Linked DNA regions of Homo sapiens: regions 1 and 2 are each linked to region 3. The links are chromatin contacts, found by Hi-C or POLR2A ChIA-PET in ENCODE. All regions are on one chromosome and are shown on one strand. The core of a region is the stretch at or near the end of the contact, and the rest is flanking DNA. Distances in the headings are between cores, read along the strand shown.

Region 1 (3,175 bases), core at 410-2,909, 480 kb after region 3:
AAGGTTAGTTTCTGTCCCTTCCCTCCACCCTCACTATCAACATTCCTATTGCCCTTAGGATGTGCCAGGTCCAGTCCTTAGCATTTTACATATTGATTTTTCACAGCCCTATGAGGTGGCCACTGTTAATATTTTAGAGAGGAAAATTAGCTCCATAGATCCAGAGAAGTGCAGTCCGTTGGCCAAGGCTACACAAGTGGAAAGCGGCAGAGCAAGGACATGCATCCACCCATGTAACCACTACTCTCCTATCTGTCAACTGTAGTTCAAAGCTCTTCTGCAACCCATTGCCTCTCCCCGTCTAAAGATAGGCTTCCACCTAGGTTTTTTGCAGTGTAATCTTGCCCTTAGCAGCATCCACCTGAAGGGATTGTGACCCTTTTGACAAGAAACAAAGCCTTCTCAAGTGTTTCTAAGAAATGTGGGCAAAGTGCCCTGTCTGTACCTCTCTCCCTCCTTTTTTCCCCTCATTAATTCAACAAATATTAATCGTCTCCTCTGTACAGTGTCCAGAACACACGAATTCTCTGTCTTGATATTCGATCAAGAGACACAGGAATCAAACAAATTTTTTACACAATTCATTTTAAAATCAGAATTGTGGCAAAGGAGCAAAGAAATACAAGGCCCTATGCAGCCTGTGACAGGGACCTGTTCTCTTCTTTCTTCTTCTTGAAGAGGGATCTTTGCCCAGAAGAAAGTCCCTCCCTTACAAAGTCAGTTTCATTCTCCAAACCCTGAGGGAGAAGGTCTTGCGGTCTTCCCCTGTTCCTCCAAGGAGCCTCCCCTGAATACCAGTGGCAGCTAATAAGGAACCCCCATCTCTCTCTTCAAGTCGTCTCCCTCAGGGCCCACAAAGAAGTTGCAAACGGGTTTTTTCCTCTCCTAAAGAAGTGGAAGTTCTTTTCGTCTCCTAAGGAAGTGGCAGATCTTCCCTTCGGTGTCTTCTCCAAGGAGTCTCCCACTCTTTTTCCCTTTTGTGACAGCCCTTCCTTCATATCCTTCAGGGACCCCACACTCTGAAGATAGCCTTTACATCCCTAATCCCCTTTGGGAAAACCGCCTGGGGCCCAGGTACTCACAGATCTAGCCAGTCCCCGAGCCCCAGGCTGCCGCAGCAGCAGGAGGGCAGCCTGGCTCAAACCACGGTTTAGCCGCCAGACCCTCGCTGCAGCGATCGCTACCGCCATCTTGGCTAACAACCACTCAGCGGTCCGGCACTCACGTAGGCTAGATTCGGGGCTGCCTCTTTATGTGCCTGACGCAAACTCCAGCACCATCTGACAAGAAAACCATCTTCTTCCCGTTCTGTGGTAGATAGAATGCACAGAGATTTGGAGAAAAAAAAATCTATCTACCCAAAATTTTCTCCAATCGCCTCATTGTAGTTACTCCTGTAACAGGCAAAGAAGAGGGCAACCTGACCAGGGCCTCAGGGATTTAGGGCCCGGGGGCCCAGAGTAAAGCGGATCAATGCCAAGGCCTGCCTTCTGTTCCCAAATGTCCAATGGCGTTGCCAGAGTTAGGAGGTGGGACTGGGCGGAGCCAGATTGTTGGTAAACGCTAAGCCACGTGCGGACGCCCAGGAGGATGGCCCAGCCCGGCGCGTGCGCACTGGTTACGCAGCCTGTTTGCGGCGCGCGCTGCCAGGCGGAAGTGACAACTGCAGCCGCACGTGGGCTCGGCGCGATGGAGGAGGAGACGCATACTGACGCCAAAATCCGTGCTGAAAATGGAACAGGGTCCAGCCCTCGGGGTCCTGGCTGCAGCCTCCGGCACTTTGCCTGCGAACAGAACCTGCTGTCGCGGCCAGATGGCTCTGCTTCCTTCCTGCAAGGTAAGAACTTCACCCAGGTCTTTCTTTTGGAGAGGGACTACCGTGTACTGTGCAACCGAGTGCCCACCTCCTCACGATACCAGCTGGTAAATGTCACTCCTGCGTTGATGCATGATTTCTTGTCCGATTGAATACTACTAAATACGCAGGGATACACACATCTCTCCCTCACGACTAGAAAGGAGAAGATAGTTCCATCTTTGTAACTATCTCTGAGAATGAGAGGAGGGGCAGACTGTCCGCCCAAGAATTGATATTTCAGAATAGGGAAAATCACCTCGCCAGGGTAAATATCCCCCTTAACTCGATTCCTCCTCCACCCTCCCACCCCCACCCCCCACACACACACCCTCTAGGTCCTTGCATCCCGGACTGAAGCAAACCTGTCTATTTGCATACTGTGGACTGTGGCGGATCTTTCACCCACGTAAATACTCCTCAAATTGAAGATAATGTCATTGCGCTGGGTTGAGAAATACATCCCCACCGCTACCTCACTGCATCTCTCCACACAAGTAAATATCCCTAAGATTAGGGCAAGTCAAAAAAAAAAAAAAAAAAAAGATTAGGGCAAGTCTTACCTATAGAGCAAATATCCCCTTTTCCTAGCTAAATAACTCTCAGAAGTAGATTAACTCCAAGAATATTTCTCTTTAACGTTTGAGACGGGAGGCCGGGGGCGGTGGCTCACGCCTGTAATCCCCACACTTTGGGAGGCCAAGACCTGTGGCTCACCTGAGGTCAGGAGTTCGAGACCAGCCTGGCCAACATGGCGAAACCCTGTCTCTACTAAAAATACAAAAACTAGCCAGGCATGGTGGCGGGCGCCTGTAATCCCAGCTACTCGGGAGGCTGAGGCAGGACAATCACTTGAACCTGGGAGGCAGAAGTTGCAGTGGGCCGAGATCGTGCCATTGTACTCCAGCGTGAGCGACAAAGCAAGACTCTGTCTCAAAAAAAAAAAAAATTGAGACAGCGTCTCACGATGTCACCCAGGTTGGTCTTGAACTCCTGGGCTCAAGCAATCCTCCTCCCAAAGTGCTCATACAGGTATGAGCCACCACGCCCAGCCCCAATACATTTTAACAAAATTTGGCTGCTGTGTTGATTGTGGGGAGTATGGGGGAAAACAGGGAGGTGATGGTGGCTCCAGCCAGAGCAGGAGTAGTGGAGGTGATGAGATTCTGGATGTAGTTTGAAAGTAATACGGACAAAACTTACGTATAGTTTGGTTTGAGTGCGAGGAAAAAGATTCAGGCATAACTAAGGTTTCTGCCCAGATCTGTACAAGTCTGGAAATCAGAAGAGAGACCCAAGCTGGACATAGGCAATTTGGAA
Region 2 (3,370 bases), core at 871-3,370, 430 kb before region 3:
GCGTCTCGCTCTGTCTCCCAGGCTGAAGTGCACTGGTGCCATCTCGGCTCACTGCAAGCTCTGCCTCCCAGGTTCACGCTATTCTCCTGCCTCAGCCTCCCAAGTAGCTGGGACAACAGGCGCCTGCCACCACGCCCCGCTAATTTTTTGTATTTTTAGTAGAGACGGGGTTTCACCGTGTTAGCCAGGATGGTCTCGATCCTGACCTCGTGATCTGCCCACCTCGGCCTCCCAAAGTGCTGGGATTACAGGCGTGAGCCACCGCGCCCAGCCTTTTTTTTTTTTTTTTTTTAGACAGGGTCTCACTGTGTTACCCAGGCTGGTCTCAAACTTCTGGGTTCAAGCGATCCTCGCACCTCAGCCTCCCCAGTAGCTGGGACTACAGGCATGCATCACTGCACCTGGCTCCCTCAGACTTTATTTGTTTGTTTATTTTTGTAATTAAGACAGAGTCTCGCTGTGTCACCCAAGCTGGGCCACTGTTGCCCAGGCTGGGCTGCAGTGGCGCGATCTCAGCTCACTGCAACCTCTGCCTCCCAGACTCAAGCAATTGTCCTGCCTCAGCCTTCCCAAGTAGCTGGGACTACGGGCGTGTGCTGCCATGCCTAGCTAATTTTTTTTTTTTTTTTGTATATTTAGTAGACACGTGGTTTCGCCATGTTGGCCAGGCTGGTTGACCTCAAGTGATCCGACCATGTCAGCCTCCCAAAGTGCTGGGATTACAGGCATGAGCCTCCATGCTGGCCTCCCTCAGACTTTAAAATCAAGCTATTCCACGATATTCCCCAAACCTAATAAGAAAGTGATTACCTGTGTCTTTTCTTTCTGCTTGCCCATTCTTCATTATCTTTCAGACCCAGCTGAGATACTACTCCTAGGAAACCCATAGTCCTCAGAGTCCTTCTCCTCTTCCTCCCCAGAGGTCCCTGTCTCTCCCTCAAACACAACTTTGACACCCCTACACCTCTGTGTCTGGATCTGTCTCCCTAAACACATTGGGACAAGGTCAGGAGCTGACCCACTCATTTACTACTCATTCAGCAAGCACTTGTGGAATAACCACTGTGTGCCCGGCCCAGTTCCAGGAAAGTGGATTGAAAACATAAACACAATGAATAACACTCATCTCTGTCTCAGTATCAATCCACCTCGAAGGAATGAATACATGGGAAGGTCCCACCTGGAGTGAGGCTACAAGAACATGACCAGGACGTTTAGCAGGGAGTGAGCCCCCCACCTGGTCCCAGAGAAGAGGGAGATCTGAGAAGACACTGAGGTCTGAGATTAATTTGGGGCAGCGTTGGGGGAGAGGCGCGACCCTAGGTGGCCTTGGCTATGGATGTAGGTTTCAGAGCTCAGACATACCCAGTTGGCCTGTGGGTTTAGAGAGAGTGTAGAGGCTGCAGATCTGCAAGATGATCTGCCGGAGGGACGCCAGACTGGACCTGAGCCCTGGAGGCGTCTCTAATTTCCTTTCTCTTTCTGCACCTTCTTCTACCCTCCAAGCAGGTCCTATGGTGTCTTGAATGCAAAGATATGTAGTTTATATGTTATGCCACGCGCGCGCACACACACACGGTGTTTTGAGTAGGGGTCCTGTGATGTCTTGAATGCAAAGATATGTACTTTAGATTTCAACACACACACACACACACACACACACACACACACACACACACCCACGGTGTTTTGAGTAGGGGAAGCCCACGAGTAGATAGGCTCACTAAAGCCCTGGCGCGGCCTTAGAGTGGCTCCTTAGAAGGGAGCCTCGAATTTTCACATTTTGTCATCTTCCTTTTCTGTCCCCCACATCAGTAGAAAATAGGAGCGTCCCCCCCAGCCAGGTGCATTCGAGCCACCCCTTCAAGGGAATATAAGAATGGACTCGTCCACTCGCTCCCCTCCCCCCACCACGTGAATGGGTCACCCCCCCCCCCGCAACAGTAGGTGGTCCCTTCCGCACATTTCACTCTGTACAGCAAATGGTTTCTTCCCATTTGCTAGACAGAGGGCTAGATTTTCCCCGCCCACTCTCGACTCTTCAGGTAGTTCGCCCCTCCCCGTGACCGGTGGGTGGTTTCTCCCTCCTCCCCGCCTCGGGAGCTGGATGGTCTCGCCTCTCCCTCCCCCCACCCCGTGCCGGGTGCGCGGCCTGGGAGTCAGCGGCCCGAGCGGGAAGCGCCGGGCGAGCCCACTGTGCGGCCGTCGTGGGGGAAGCGAAGGTTCCTGATTCCACCTACCTCCTAAGTGAAGGCTTCCGTCCCTGGAGAGGAGGCGGCGCCCTGTATCGGCCTTCGTCCTCCGCGGGTGTGCTAGCGTTGGGACGGTCCTTTGTTGCCGCGAGGGGTAGGAGTGGGCGTGGCGGAGCCAGCTCCGTTCGGAACACTCCCGGGCCGACCCGACTCGCTCATCCTGCAGGAGCTGCGGCGCCAAGATGAGTGGAGAGGAGAACCCAGCCAGCAAGCCCACGCCGGTGCAGGACGTACAGGGCGACGGGCGCTGGATGTCCCTGGTGAGCGTTCCCACCTGGGATATTGAGGAGTCCGGGGGCGCGGGGGGTGGCTCAGGAGAACGGCTGGTTCGTGCCACTCTCACTACCTGATTGGGAAACTGAGGGCAGTTGAGGAGGCGCTGCCTAAGGGAGCAGGGCGGGGCGGGCCCTGGAGCGTGCATGCCATTGACTCCCTCTCGCGCGCTCCCGCAGCACCATCGGTTCGTGGCTGACAGCAAAGATAAGGAACCCGAAGTCGTCTTCATCGGGGACTCCTTGGTCCAGCTCATGCACCAGTGCGAGGTGAGGGCAGTCCCTCTCCCCCTGCCCCATCCAGCCCTGTGTCCATGCTGACACATCTGGACCAGAACCCAGGCCAGGTGAGGTATTATGAGAGTACCCAGATTGGCCTCAGGCAGCCCGAGGCTCTGAGAATCTTGGTGTAAGGTGCAACATTCTATTGAGAAAGAAATGTATGCCTTGGTTTTATCAGATTGGATTTGTGTATAATGTACTAAGACCTAAAATGAGGCTTTCCTGCCATAGGCTTGCCTAAAGTGAGGCTCTTTCTTGTTTGCTTTAAGTAGTGCGCAGCCCTGTTGGGTTTACACAAAGCTATAGTCACTTTACAGGAAGCGAAGGGCAACTCTAATGGCACTCCACAAAGAGGACTCAATCATAATAATATCTTTCCACAAAGCATGTCCAACTGTAATGGGTTTCATCAAAATAAGTTTCAACTGTAATGCCATTGATTCAATGCATGGCTCAAGCAGACTGGATTTTCATGAAGTGAGTCTTGCTTCTATGGGGCTTGGTTTGTTTTGTTGGTTGGTTGGTTGGTTGGTTGGTTTTTGAGACAGGGTCTTGCTCTGTCAC
Region 3 (3,338 bases), core at 541-3,040:
TGGAAGTGGGCGTCTTCCCCCAGGCTCACCATCAATGATGCTGGGACCTTGTGCATCCACAGGGCCTGGCACCCAGGGCCTGTGGAGAGACAGGGTGGGTGGGTCAGGGACTGGGGATGGTGACACATTTCCCCAGCCCTGGCCCCTGCAGTTCCAGCACTCCTGGGAAGAGGGTGAGGACTCTCCTGGGTGGGGAGGGAGAGAGAGAGCCCCTGACAGGGGCTGATACATCCTGGGGAGAGGGGGGATGCGGGAAAGTGAAGAAGCCCCTGGGAAGGAGAGAGGACATACCTGGTTGGGGTGGGTGAGGATATCCTGGGAGAGGAGAATGAGACTCCCTGGGATGGTAAGACCCCTGGGAGGCCCTTCTCACCTCTGCAGCGCCATCTCTTGCCCCCCTCCCGCATACCCACTTTGTACTCTGGCCCTGTGAACTCTCTGGATTTTGGATGTTTGTTCCAGGCACTGGAGGACCGCTGTCCAGACAGCTCCTTCCAGAAGCAGTGCAGGCGTCCCCTCCTCCCGCAGCCTTCCCGGTCCATTTTTGCACCCCAGCCTCAGCCAGGCCCAGCACCTGGCGCTTTTTCTTGTGTAATCATTCACAGAACCCTAGAAGTAGGTTCTCTCCTTAGCCCCATTTTACAGGAGGGATGGCTGAGGCTCTGGGAGGGCAGGCGGGTTGCCAGCATCACCAGGCAGTCAGGAGTGGCACTGGGTTCAAACTCTTGGCTCCCTGGCCTCTCCCTGCCTGGGCTGAGGAGCCAGTCTGTGGCCTGCCCTGGCCTGTGACCCTGTGCCTGGCCCTCATTCTCTGTAAGTTGTATGTGTCAACCTAGGGGTCAGGGGTGAGTTCAGTCCTTGGGCTGGGCTGCTGGTGATTGAAGGGGCTCAGAGCGGGGTGGAGACTGGGGGTGTCTCTGAGTGAGACGAGGCGGCTCAGGCTGGCTGCAGTGTCCAATCCGGGCTCCTCTGGGAAGCCCCAGCTCTCAGCCAGGCCTCCCACATGGCCAGTCCCCTCTTCTGGAGGTAGGTGGAGGAGGGAGGTGAGGAAGAGAGAAGGAGGAAGAGATGGGGAGAGGGGCCGAGCACCCTCATCGTCACGGGCTTAAGACTCAGACGTGAACTCCAATCCTTGCTCCCAGTGTCCCCTTGGGTGGGGAACCTTTTTCTCTGAACTCCTGGGTTAGCGTGGCCACAGCCCCTGCCAGCTGTCCTTGAGCAGGTGAGGGGGAGTCCATGAGACACCCATTCCCCCAGTGCTGAGAAGGGACTCCCAACAGAGAGAGGCACCTGAGGTTTAAGGCAGAGAAAGCTTTTTCTCCCCTTGACAGACGCTGAATGCTGCTACCCCTAAGTCCCCTTCCTGCCCCCAGCCCTGGTGCTCAGTCAAGAGCAACTTTAGTTCCTTATTTTGGCCTGTGGGGAACAGGAGGTGGGGGAGGTGACTCTTGCTCCTGCCTCCCTGTGTGAGACTGTGGACGCCCCTTCTCCTTCGCTGGGCTCCCTCCAGCCCCACCTTGGCCCATCTTGGCACAGATACGATTTCTATAGGCATCTTCCCTGGGTCCCCTATCCTCTGCCTCCTCTTCCCCTTTCCCTGAGCCCCCTTCCCTCTGCCTGTGCCCTCTCTGCAGCCTCCACAGCTTCCCCCACCTCCCGCCAGTTCCTGCCCTTTGGCCACATACCCAGGTAGACAGCAGACAGCAGGAAGAGGAGGAAGATGGTGGCAGGCAGAGCTTGGAGGACTCCTGGACCCCCAGGCATCTTCTCCCAGTGGGTTGGTTAGTTTGAGTTGCAGCAGTCCCAGGGTACCAGATCCCTACCCCAAACCCCACCCTACTTCCTGCCCAGCCCCCCGGAGATGGGCTCCAGTGGCCCTCGCTACTGGGCCCTTTGCTTGTTGGGCCTGGGGACAGCCCCTGCCGGGTATGCTTCAGGCTGTGAGTGGAGAGAAACTGCTCCCTGCACCTGTGGTGGCCACAATTCCCCTGAGAGGTGGCTGCTTGGGTGGGGGAAGAGGCTGGTTCAAGGGCTGGCTCGTCACTGCTGAGCCTTTGGAAGGAAGCCTAGGGAACCTGAGTCCTGGGCATGTGTCATGGGCAGGTGATGGTTCTGAGCTTGACCTCTCCCCCTGCCTGGACTTGGGCAAACCTTGTCCCTTCCCTGACCCCATTTCCTTGCTTCTTGGGATTAGAAACAAGGACTTAAAGGGGTTGTCACATGCACAGAAATGGCCCACAGTAGGCGCCCAGTAAATGTTAGTCACTATAAATACTCATGAAGAATAAATAAGGCAGGCTGACCTGTGGCTGACTACCCGTGTGACTAGGTGGGCACTTTGATCCTTCGAAGCTTGACATTTTTCATCTGTGAGATGAGGACCAGAATGTCTCCCTGTCTCATTATGTGATACGAGATGGTGTTCCTGGTATTCAAGGAGTGAGAACCATGATCAGCTCTTTACTGGAATTCTTTTTTTAAAAAAACAGGCCAGCTATGGTGGCTTATGCCTGTAATCCCAGCCCTTTGGGAGGCTGAGACAGGAGAATCACCTGAGGTCGAGTTTGAGACCAGCCTGGCCAACATGGCGAAACCCCATCTCTACTAAAAATACAAAATTAGCCAGATGTTGTGGCACATGCCTATTATTCCAGCTACTCAGGAGGCTGAGGCAGGAGAATCAGTTGAACCCAGGAGGTGGAGGTTGCAGTGAGCTGAGATCACACCATTGCACTCCAGCCTGGGTGACAAAAGCGAAACTCTGTCTCTAATAATAACAATAATAACAACAACAACATATATTTTTCTTCTTTTTTTTTTTTAAGAGGGATGGGATCTTGCTATATTGCCCAGGCTGGTCTTGAACTCCTGGCCTCAAGCAATCCTCCTGCCTCAGCTTCCCAAAGTGCTGGGATTACAGGCATGTGCCACTGTGCACAGCCAGAAGTTGTTTTATATTGACCTGCCATGACTGGCAAGGTAGGCCATCCCCCATTTTACAGAGGGGGAAACCGAGGCCAGAGAGGGGAGGTTGTCACTTGCGGGTGTCATACAGTCTAGGGGTGGTGGACAGAGATTCAAAGTCATCTTTGTGTTGCTCCCAGTTTCCTTTGAGCATGTCTGGTAGGAGGGAAATGAGGTCTGAGTGGGGAGGGCGGAGTTGCTGAGATATTTGTGAGCAGTTAGGGGACCCTCACACACATACAAGGGGATATATAAAATAAATTTATTGCAGGGAGATTTTTGGTAGCAAACATTGAGAAGCAAATGAAAAGTCCATTTGTGGGAGAATGGGTGCATACACTGTGGCAAAGTGAGCCAACAGAATGCTACAGAAT

The links. Hi-C counts contacts between places; a loop is a spot of excess contacts on that map. ChIA-PET counts read pairs that join two places held with the same protein, here RNA polymerase II (POLR2A). Pooled maps may share reads with other maps.
Region 1: a loop to region 3 is called in a map with no recorded cell type, with 6 times the contacts of the local background. The contact joins the promoter of EXOSC5 here to the promoter of CD79A in region 3. A Hi-C loop is called at or near these places in 2 of 37 single-sample maps with no recorded cell type and 9 of 50 pooled maps.
Region 2: a loop to region 3 is called in a pooled map, with 3 times the contacts of the local background. The contact joins the promoter of PAFAH1B3 here to the promoter of CD79A in region 3. A Hi-C loop is called at or near these places in 4 of 50 pooled maps. POLR2A ChIA-PET finds 5 or more read pairs at or near these places in 2 of 52 experiments (GM12878 and activated naive CD4-positive, alpha-beta T cell).

What each region holds. Positions count from the first base shown.
Region 1 is chr19:41,395,843-41,399,017 of GRCh38, reverse strand. EXOSC5 (exosome component 5) reads left to right here and starts at 1,659. Exons shown (of 6, transcript NM_020158.4): 1 at 1,659-1,837. The coding sequence starts at 1,690. BCKDHA (branched chain keto acid dehydrogenase E1 subunit alpha) reads right to left here and starts at 1,200. Exons shown (of 9, transcript NM_000709.4): 1 at 1,083-1,200. The coding sequence starts at 1,190. RefSeq lists enhancers at 345-1,016, 1,172-1,451, 1,017-1,689 and a silencer at 1,448-1,736.
Region 2 is chr19:42,301,374-42,304,743 of GRCh38, reverse strand. It overlaps PAFAH1B3 (platelet activating factor acetylhydrolase 1b catalytic subunit 3), which reads left to right and starts at 2,120. Exons shown (of 5, transcript NM_002573.4): 1 at 2,120-2,512; 2 at 2,705-2,794. The coding sequence starts at 2,435. PRR19 (proline rich 19) reads right to left here and starts at 2,612. Exons shown (of 3, transcript NM_199285.3): 1 at 2,241-2,612. RefSeq lists a silencer at 2,006-2,225 and enhancers at 1,779-2,433, 2,386-2,515, 2,596-2,645.
Region 3 is chr19:41,875,731-41,879,068 of GRCh38, reverse strand. CD79A (CD79a molecule) reads right to left here and starts at 1,790. Exons shown (of 5, transcript NM_001783.4): 1 at 1,686-1,790; 2 at 1-79. The coding sequence starts at 1,764. RefSeq lists a silencer at 1,589-1,648 and an enhancer at 3,056-3,125.